2 separate regions of the Homo sapiens genome follow, and region 1 is linked to region 2. The links are chromatin contacts, found by Hi-C or POLR2A ChIA-PET in ENCODE. All regions are on one chromosome and are shown on one strand. The core of a region is the stretch at or near the end of the contact, and the rest is flanking DNA. Distances in the headings are between cores, read along the strand shown.

Region 1 (4,807 bases), core at 1,202-3,701, 62 kb after region 2:
GGCTGGGTTCAAATCCCAGCTCTATTGCCCATTCTCGTTGGTAAAATGGGGGTGAAAATCTCTCCCTTGTAGGGTCATTTTAAGAATATTATGATACTGTGTATCGGCGAGTTCAGCACAAAGCCAGGCACTTAGTCACATCTCAAAAGCAGCTTTACTACTGGTAGCATGGTCTGTTTAGATGCTTTTATCTTCACTACCTCATGTGAGTGCTTCGAAAACAGACAAGAGCTGTTTTACAGCTGTTGTCTTGTATTGAACAGTGCCTGGTGTACAGTAAATACCTGTTCAGTCACCGATACTGCATTTTGGATCCATGAACTTCCTTAAGCATCCCAACAAGTCATGAAATCAACACGGTGGCATTCTGCCTGGGCCCTGAATGGGAGGAGTCCCCAGGTCTAGCTGAACCCAAGCCCAGGTCTACTCTCCAGTTGCCCAAGTTGTATTTCTGCTCAAGACTGAATTAATCCCAATCTCACTGGATGTGAATTAAGCGCGGGACTTCGTATTCTGCTTGGACAATACCCATTACTGACTGGGGTTTCTCAGTGGGGGACTGAGCCAAGCAGGAGATGGGGTGGGGATGGGGGGACATGGTAGCTTTCCCTAGAGGAAGCCCAGCCTTGGCCTGGCCCAACTGGCCAAGGAGTGCTTTGCTGAGTTATGGGGGTTCAGTGCTCAAAGTTCCAGGGGAGTCTGGGCCCCCAAGATTCTCAGAATCATCTGCCCAATTATCCCCACCTGAGGTCTCAGCATCCCACTCTCTGCCCAGCAGGGTTCTTGGCTTTGGCTGAGATCTGGCCAAGCTATGCCCTCCTTCTCCTTCACAACCCTGTGACCCTCCTGCCCCCAATTCCATGCCGAGCCTGATATTCAGTACAGGATACCCTTTGGCTGCAGAAGGAGAGAGTGTCTTACAACAGCACTATGGGGATTTTGTTCTTCACTGCATGGCCTGAGTTAACAGTGGATCAACCTGAGCCTGCTGTTTTCTTCCTTTAAGGCTTCCAGAGCAGTTAGCCGCCAGCCAGCCTCACCATCCCTGTAAGGCCCATCGCCCCTGGATTGTTTAGATGCTAGTGCTTTCATCTGATCCCCCACCCCACCAACACCTGTACCTCTTCCCAGCCCAGCACAGGGACAGTCTTAATCACCGTAATACCAGGGTGGCCACCATCACACGTCCCACGACAACAGGGCCCTCATTGCACATCACCAAGTGACCCAGCTCCAGAATGCCCTCCTGTAGTGGCGTTCTCAGGGCTGCGACTCTCTTAGCTTAAGATCCCCCCAAAGTAGAACCCGATGCCAAGGCTTGTGTACAGGGAGTTTATTTTGGAAGTCATTCTAGGGACCAGAAATGAGGGACGAACAGGAGTGGGAAACAAGAGAGAGCAGAAGAGCCAAGATAACGGTGCATTATTAGGTCACTGCCGTGGGTGGCTGGGGCTCAGCCCTGCCAGGACCTTCCAAGCAGTGCACAGAGGGACCTTATGGGTCAGATGACGGCCTGGCAGAAGCATTCACCTGGTGGCGCCTGTGCACCCCAGATTGAGGCTGGCTCAGTGGAAGCAACTTCCCTCCACAAGTCCTCCGGCTGAGCCCGCTTCTGCCAACCTTGTGTTGGGGCGCTGCGGAAGCCCCTGGGCAGAAAATGAAAACTGCCTCATGCTGACAGGAGGCGAGGTGCTGGTGGTGCAAAGGGAGCTGAAGCCCGCCCGGAACTGCTTGCCACAGCATGGCTGGAAATAGAGTTGTAGCCGTGCACGCGGCAGGCGGCGTTCAGAAGGAATCTGGTGCATTCTCTCGTAGTTATGAAAACAGGCTCTGGAGCCAGGCTGTCTTGATTCCAATCCTTCTGCTGTGCTTCCTTTCCTTCCACTTACAGAAGGGGGAATACTAAGAAGAAAGTACTTTATAGGGTTGTTATGAAGTAAATGAGAAAATTCATGCAAGATGCTTGTAATAGTGCCTGGCACATAATAAATACTCAATTAAGAGGGGCTTCTAATATCCCCATTTTACAGTTGAGGAAACTAAGATACATATTTTTTGAGGGATGAGGAGAAAGGGGACAAAGAAAGGGAGGGAAGGATTTTGAGTAGATCCCGCTCAAACCTCCAGAGAAGCGGAGGCCCTGGCTCTCTCAGCGTTTCTATGTCCTCTTCCCCTATCACAGGAGAGGCCTAAGGATGGGCAGCAAAGGCTTTCTTCCCCAAACAGGCATTCAAGCTTCCTCTGCTCCAGCTACAGGGTCCGTGGGTTCCTTGTGATGTCACAGCTGGTTGCTATGGAGACCAGGTTGCTGTGAATGTCAGTCCGAGGCCCATTAGGAGCACAGTGAACAGCAGCCCAGGCGAGCCCAGGGAGGCAAGAAAATGAGGCTCCCCGTGAGGTCTAATAAACACCTCTCGCCACACCCCAAACACATAGACACGCAATAGAGCCCATAGGTCCTGAGTGAGTCCCCCTGGCCCACCCCATTCAGCTGAGATCTGACAACATATGTTTGGGGACAAACAGCCCCAGCAGCCAGGAGCAGGCCACATCATACATAGTCAGCATCAGCCATGGTCCCCTCCCACTCTCCTGGGGGAAAAAGGTGCTTTACAGGCAGCGTGGCATCCGAGCATCCCCATGGCGATGCTGAGGTCAGACCTCACTGTGGTGATCTCACGCTGGGGCCACCGGACTCAGGCCAGGCTGGGAGTAGGCTGTCTAGCCATTGCTGGCTGTCATTGTCACCAAGGGAAGGGGAGAAGCTGTGAAGAGTTGCTCTGGAAAAAACAAATCTGCTCATAGGACAATGGGTCTGGGTGAACCTATCCCGGCCCTCTTGGCTGCTGGGCCAGGGCCTGGTTTTTCACAGGGCACCATTGAGACCACAGGAAGTGGCTTCCTGCCTCTGAAGACAGCACACAACTGCCCTAGAAAGCGCTCTTGTCACCCCTGCTGTGAGTCCCCCAGTGGGTTGCTTTGAGAGCCTTTCCTTTTACTGTGTATGGGGAAAATCTTCTGGGGGGATTGGCAGAGGTGGGGGGAAGCACCCTATGCCCTTCTCTGGATCGCAGGGTATCCTCCCTCCATGCTCTGGCGAGGCACTGACCACCCCCTTCCCCAGGGCTGAGCCAGACTCCAGGCAGCCTCCAGCCACCCGTGCCTCCGGTTCACCCCTGCCTGCCTGCCCGCCTGCTGCTGTCCTCAGCCAAGCCCTTCTGCATTCCCCGGCTCGAGGCCCCACTGTACTACCTGCCTAGTTGGGACACTTTTGCAGGAGGGACTGTCGCCTTTCTTTTGCTGGACTTTTATTTTTTTGAGACAGAGTCTTGCTCTGTTGCCCAGGCTGGAGTGCAATTGCACAATCTCGGCTCATTGCAAGCTCCGCCTCCCAGGTTCAAGTGATTCTCCTGCCTCAGCCTCCCTAGTTGCTAAGACTACAGGTGCGTGTCCACTATATCTGGCTAATTTTTTCATTTGTTTTTTGTTTTTTGAGACAGAGTTTCACTCTTGTCACCCAGGCTGGAGTGCAGTGGTGCAATCTCGGCTCCCTGCAATCTCCGTCTCCCAGGTTCGAGCTATTCTCCTGCCTCAGCCTCCCGAGTAGCTAGGATTACAGGCGCCCACCACCACACCATGCTAATTTTGTATTTTTAGTAGAGATGGGGTTTCACCATGTTGGCCAGGCTGGTGTCAAACTCCTGACCTCAAGTGATCTGCCCGCCTCGGCCTCCAAAAGTGCTGGGATTACAGGCGTGAGCCACCGCGTCCCGCCTGGACTTTCTTAAGAAACAGTTACTCCCAACCTACAGCTTGACCTCATAGCTGGGCCCTTCATCCTGCTGATGGGCAGTGTAGGGAGACAGGAAACACAGAGGCGTCTGGGAGGCAAACCTCATTGCCACCCCTTTCTAGAGACGTGGCCTTGGGCAAGTCACGTCCCCTCTCTGAGACTCTTGTTTTCTCAGGGTCATTGTGAGGATTAGATGGCCCCGTAAGTGTTCACCCCTTTCTTCCCAATCCTGCATCTGGACCCCAGATGCCACCTCCCACGTCAGAGGCCCTGCATCCATGCTCTGCATCTCTGGCTGCCCTCACCACACATGTGTTGCTCTGCCCAGGCCCCTCAAGGCTGGTGGTGTTCTTACACCTTGCTTTTGCTGACTCAGTGGATGTGTCTAGGTACCACCAGTCCCGACCCCGTTCTGTAGGTCTCTTCTAGAAAGGAGAGCCACCAAGAGCCTATGCCCTGCTCTGTGTTAGGATCTGTGTCAGACATTTCACACCCATTATTCTAATGAACTCTCACCCCAAGCCCAGCACAGAGTGATCACTAGTCCCATTTTAGGGATGAAAAAATTGAGACAGAAGTAAAATGACCTGCCGGGCGCGGTGGTTCATGCCTGTAATCCAAGCATTTTGGGAGGCCAAGGTGGGTAGATCACGAGGTCAGGAGTTTAAGACCAGCCTGGCCAACATGGTGAAACCCCGTCTCTACTAAAAGTACAAAAATTAGCTGGGCATGGTGGCACATGCCTTGTAATCCCAGCTACTTGGGAGGCTGAGGCAGGAGAATTGCTTGAATGGGGACCCGGGGGGCGGGGGTTGCAGTGAGCCAAGATCGCGCCACTGCACTCCAGCCTGGGCTACAGAGGACAGGGAGACTCAGCCCGGAAAAAAAAAAAAAAAAAGTAAAATGGCCTGCCGAGGTCACATGGCAACTATAGCTACCATTGACCAAGCATTTTCTCCTTGTTGAGTTTTATGCTAAAATGCTTCACACTTATCATTTCACTATAAAGTAGGA
Region 2 (5,083 bases), core at 511-3,010:
TCTGGGTCATGGTGGACCCCACCGGCTTCCGGGAGATCGTGGCTGCCAATCCTCTGCTCCTCACGGGCGCCTACATCCTCCTGGCCATGGGGGGCCTGCTCTTTCTGCTCGGCTTCCTGGGCTGCTGCGGGGCCGTCCGTGAGAACAAGTGTCTGCTGCTATTTGTGAGTACCCCAGCCCCCACCCCATCCATGGGTGCTCTGAGGGGTGTCAGGGATTGGCTGCAGACTCCCAGGCCCTGCCTGGCTTCCATTCAGACCAGTGCTTCCCAAACTGGGGCGGGCTGTCAAAGCAGAAGGGATCATGGAGATGAGCACGTCTGACCCCACTCATTTGGTAGTCAATGGTCCTGAAACCCTGAGACATTCAGCAACTTGCCCAGAGTCCCATGGAGTTGGCAGCAGAGGGGATGATACAGACGCTAGGTCAGGGCCCCTGCAGTGCCTCAGGCTGCCTCTTCCCATGCCTTTGGGACCTGTTTTCTCCCTGGGGTAGCCCTTCCTCTCTCCCACTTCATTTTGCTGCTTTCCTGCAGTCAATCCAGGACCCTTGGCTTAACACACACCTAGTCTGTGTCCGCATGCCAGGAAACTCAGAATAAGGTTTGTGCCACATAGGTCCACCTCCAGGGGTGGGGCGGTCCCCAGCCTTTTCCATCTGCCTTGGTGGCCCCAGCTTCCAGAGCCTGCTTTTGCAGTGGGCCCGTGCCTGCAGTGGGTGAGCTGGCCCAGATGGCGGGGGCCTTGGCATCCAGGTCTGAACAACCAGGTTTCTCCAAGGCATGGTCAGCTGAGAGCACTGACATTGACCTTGATGTTTTTCCACTTGCTTGCTATTAAAAACTCTAATATATAACTCCTTAGTAACATCGCTAAGATGCCTAGTGGATGAGGCCTTCCCCTTGTAGATATGCAATTCTGAAACGGTATGATATGGCCTCTGAAGGTTTCTTATTCATCAAGTAAGTAGCCCTTGAACTCCTATCATGCGCATGTAGTTCACTGGGTGCTGAAGATATGTCGGGGACCAGGAGTGATGGTCCCTTCCCTCACAGACAGGCACAGGGGAGGCAGCCGAGCCGTGCGGATGAGCTGGGCAGTGGGCAGGCCTGGTTTGAGGGTACTCCCTGCTCCATCCCCTAAGGGTGTGCCTCCCATCTAGTTCCCCAACCTCCCAGAGCAGCCATGTCTTCTTGTTAAACGAGGGGGCCGACCAGCTCAGCTATAGATCACAGCCAAACCAGACAAGCAGTGGGTCTTCTCGTTCTCGAGTCTCCTGGATTCCCATGGGTGGTGGCGCTTGGGGCCTCCGCCTGCTTTCCTGTGCTGGGTGGATGGGTCTTCTCTAAGAGGTCCTGGACTTGGAGAACTTCTGGGCTGAGCCCAGTCCCGCTACAGGGTAAGTTAAAAACAGCCCTGTTTAGAGAAGCGTGGGTGTGTCTGGGTAAGCTTGCGGATGCTCCTCATGGGCGAATTCGTGGGCGGAGTTAAATGACAGGGAGAACTGGGCTGGTTGGCTGGGGGGCTCCCTTGCAAGGTTCTGTAGATAAGCCAGCACCAGCAGTGCTGGGAGGAGAGACCTGGCACCATACCTCCTCCCCAGACGAGAGCACACTGCACGGCCCCATTTGTGTCCCGGTGAGATGCTCCCCATCCAAAGGAAGTGAAGTCAGCTGCGAAATGAGTGACAAGGAGCCTTGGGCCTATTTGTCCTTCAACAGCGCAAACACTGCAGACTTCATTTGAAGAGAAACAAAGAAAAACTTTGAGCGCCCCCTGGTGGACAATTCTCTACAGCTTGTCACGGTGCTCGCAGAAGTCTTGGCTGGGGAGCCCGAGGGGACTTTAAAAGGAGCTTGGATATGGGTCCCAGAACAGACCCAGCCTCCCTTTCCCCCTCCTCACCTCGGCCCCCAGGGACTCATTCATTGTTAATGGGCTCGGCTCTGAAGCCAAGACAGGAAGCCAGGCTGGTGTTCTTGGCTGGGAGCAGGCTGGAGCGGCTCTAGTCTCCTCCAGTAAGTGGCTGCCTGCAAACCTGCCAGCCGCCCCAGGACGTCCTCCCTCCCGTGCTATGCGAGGCAGGACTGAGGCCCAGGGGTAGGAGATGTGTCCACGATCCTCCCGAGAGAGGTGATCCTGGCTGCCAGGCTGGGGGCCCTTCGACAAGGCCTGATGGCAGATCCTTCCCCTTCCCCTCCCCACCCCCGCCTCTCTCCCTTTGTCCCCCTTCTTTCTGCCTATCTCTGTGTAGCTCCCTTTCCTCTCTGCCTCTGTCCTCCCCATCTCTGTCCTTTTTTTTTTCGAGACAGGGTCTCAGTCTGTGGCCCAAGCTGGTGTGCAGCAGTGTGATCTCAGCTCACTGCAGCCTCAACCTCCTAGCCTCAAGTGATCCTCCCACCTCAGCCCCCCGAGTAGCTGGGAACACAGGCACGTACTGTCACGCCCAGCTAATTTTTGTATTTTTTGTAGAAACAGGGTTTTACCATGTTGCTCAGGCTGGTCTTGAACTCCTGGGCTCAAATGATCCACCGCCTCGGCCTCTCAGAGTGTTGGGATTCCAGGCGGGCACCACACACTTGGCCTTGTCTTTCTCTTGATCTCTGTTTTTATTCCTACGCCCTTTCCTTGTCCCTGTCCTGATCTCTCCCTCCCCGTTTCCCTGTCTCTCTCTCCACTTCCCCTGCTTGCCCTCCCCTCTCTAGGGCCCCGCCCACACAAGCCTGAGGTCACAGTGTGGGTCAGAGGCAAAGGACGCTTGGATCAAGGTCTTCTGGCTCCCAGACCAGGGCTATCCACAGGCTCTGGATAGCCTGGAATGGACTCCAAAATTTACCTAAAATTATATGCAAAATGTTATGTTATGTCAGGTCCTGTGTATGTGTATTGTGTATACATGGATTGTGTGCATACTCATGTGTATGGGTACAGTGTGTATGTGCACGTGTGTTGTATGTGCATGTATGTTGTGTTCTATCGTGTGTGTTTGTGTGTACATGTGTGCATTGCTTTGTGCATATGTACACGTGCATGGGTGTTGTATGTGCATGGGTGTTATGCATGCATGGGTGTTATACGTGCATGGGCGTTACATGTGCATGGGTGTCATGTGTGCGTGGGTGCACATATATATGCATGTGCACATGTGCCTGTGTGTGCACATGTGTGTTGTGTGTGCATGTGTGTTGTGTGCATGGGGGTTGGGGGGGTTCTGTGAGTGTTTCCAGAGAAAGGCACCAAAGTTTCTGGAAGGTTTTCAAAAAGGTTTATGCCCTAAAAAATAAGAAAAACCACTTCTCCCTTCCCGGCTGAACCTGGACCTAACTGTGTGGTGGTTCCAACCGAAGAGGGCATGGAGCCTCACCCCTGGCAGCTTCTGGGATCCTTCTAGAAGCCTTTCACTGCTTTCTCAGCCTGTCAGAAAGGAGAGAAGGCTTGTCTTGAGAGGGGCCAAAAGAGTGACTTTAGTCAGCCCAGGAAACCTGGCTCAAAGGTTCACAAAGCAAGGAGGCCTTGAGATGGGGCTGACTGTCCCCTTCCCTCTGCTCTGAGACTGAAGTCCTACAGGACCTGGGGACAATCAGTCTAATGACCAGACCACCTAATGATCAATTTATCTATCTAAAGGTCCATTTCCCAAATACTCGTGTTGATCAGTATTACAGCACTCACATGCAATAGGACAATTTCAGCCTCCTATTGAAAATTTGTGGCATCCCTTTTTCTCATTTGCTTACCTTTGAGTATTTCAAGGATTTTTTTAAGCCAACTTATTTAAAAATTCTAATTTTAAAAATATTTTATAATGAAGGCAAGCTCAACTGGAAAAAAGAACAGCAAAAAGAGATGAGTATATTCAAAAAAGATAAATGAGCTGAATTGTACATGCAGTATGTAAATTTGGTAAATATTTATTAGAAATGGGAACTGTGAGCAGACATTGCCTATAAGCAGATGGGTTAGAAAAGCCTGGAAATGTTCCCAACTAGACAACATAGCAGTTTCCTCCCCTTTGCTAATTTTTCCATCCTAAGGAAAGTGATGCAAATTAGAGGATCAGGAATGGCTGACAAAGGTGTCCTTAGGCAAATGGGATGCAAACCCTGGGAAAGGCCTTGATGAGGGGAAGCCCCAGGAATGGCTGGGTCCAGGGGAATTCCCCAAAGGACTTTAACACTGGTAAACTGTCTTAAGCAGGAGGACATTTTCATGCTGGAGAAGGGCGAGTTGGCAGAGGTGGCATTGTGACTGCCATGGGCACCTCAGCCTTGCACTTTGGTTCACAGGATTCACACTCCCACATACTCAAGTCATGCCCAGGCCTTGGGCTTGGGGAGGCCCACTTCCTCCAGTCCACGGCTTCCCAGGTTTATTCTTATATCTCATCTCCTGATGCTTCAGCTCAATGGAAACTCCATGAAGATGGGGACTGAGTCTGCCTTGTATGCATTTATTTGCCAATACCTAGCACAGTGCCTGGCACAGAGCAGGTGCTCAGTAAACAGCCCCGGAGCCAAGGAACAGAGAGGAGGTGGTAGCAGAGGTTTGGCTAAGAGCATGGACTTTGGAGTCAGAAAAGCCCGGGCTCTAACTCCTGCTCTGTCATTTCCTGGCTGTATGACCTGGGGCTGGTCACTTAACCACTCTAAACCTTAGATTCCTCATATACAAAATGAGGATAATCATACTTCCTTCCCAGCCATAGTGTTGCATTCATGATCCAGTGGGAAATGCATGTTTTGCTTGGCTGTGTTTGTGGGATGCCTAAGCACTCTATAAATGGGAAACTAGAAGAATTGGTGCTGAGCCTCAGGAGGCTTTGCAGGCCATGTAGAAACCATAAGACCTCGGGGCTCCTGTGGCTTCCAGGGTAACATGGTGATGAGAGGCTGTGTTCTGCAATCAGAGTTCTTGGGGTGAAGTCCCAGAGGTACTGCCCACCAGCTATGCCAGCTTGGGCCGAGTACTGTTCCTCTCAGCCACAATCCGCTCTCAGTAAAATGGGGGTGTTGCTGATAATAGCATCTGTCTCACTAGATGAGAGGGCTTGATGAGATGATCCATGTAAGATCCGCAGTGTCTGG

The links. A loop is a pair of places that touch in the nucleus more often than their neighbours do. ChIA-PET counts read pairs that join two places held with the same protein, here RNA polymerase II (POLR2A).
Region 1: a map of posterior vena cava shows a loop between it and region 2 (4-fold over the local background). The contact joins the promoter of LINC02685 here to the enhancer-like site in region 2. A Hi-C loop is called at or near these places in 2 of 168 maps with a recorded cell type or tissue (GM23248 and posterior vena cava). POLR2A ChIA-PET finds 5 or more read pairs at or near these places in 1 of 52 experiments (WTC11).

The regions. Positions count from the first base shown.
Region 1 is chr11:44,971,451-44,976,257 of GRCh38, forward strand. It overlaps LINC02685 (long intergenic non-protein coding RNA 2685), which reads left to right and starts at 2,452. Exons shown (of 4, transcript NR_026681.1): 1 at 2,452-2,957; 2 at 3,346-3,443. LOC105376649 (a long non-coding RNA gene) reads right to left here and starts at 2,950. Exons shown (of 2, transcript XR_931236.3): 1 at 2,122-2,950; 2 at 1,319-1,902. RefSeq lists an enhancer at 3,026-3,671.
Region 2 is chr11:44,909,736-44,914,818 of GRCh38, forward strand. It overlaps TSPAN18 (tetraspanin 18), which reads left to right. Exons shown (of 10, transcript NM_130783.5): 5 at 1-164. Among named protein-coding and RNA genes, the nearest start is that of TP53I11, 39 kb to the right of the region's middle. RefSeq lists an enhancer at 1,272-2,128. Within about 2 kb of position 1,761, at least 4 of the 41 ENCODE cell types and tissues checked have a DNase peak (open chromatin) inside an H3K27ac peak, as active enhancers do.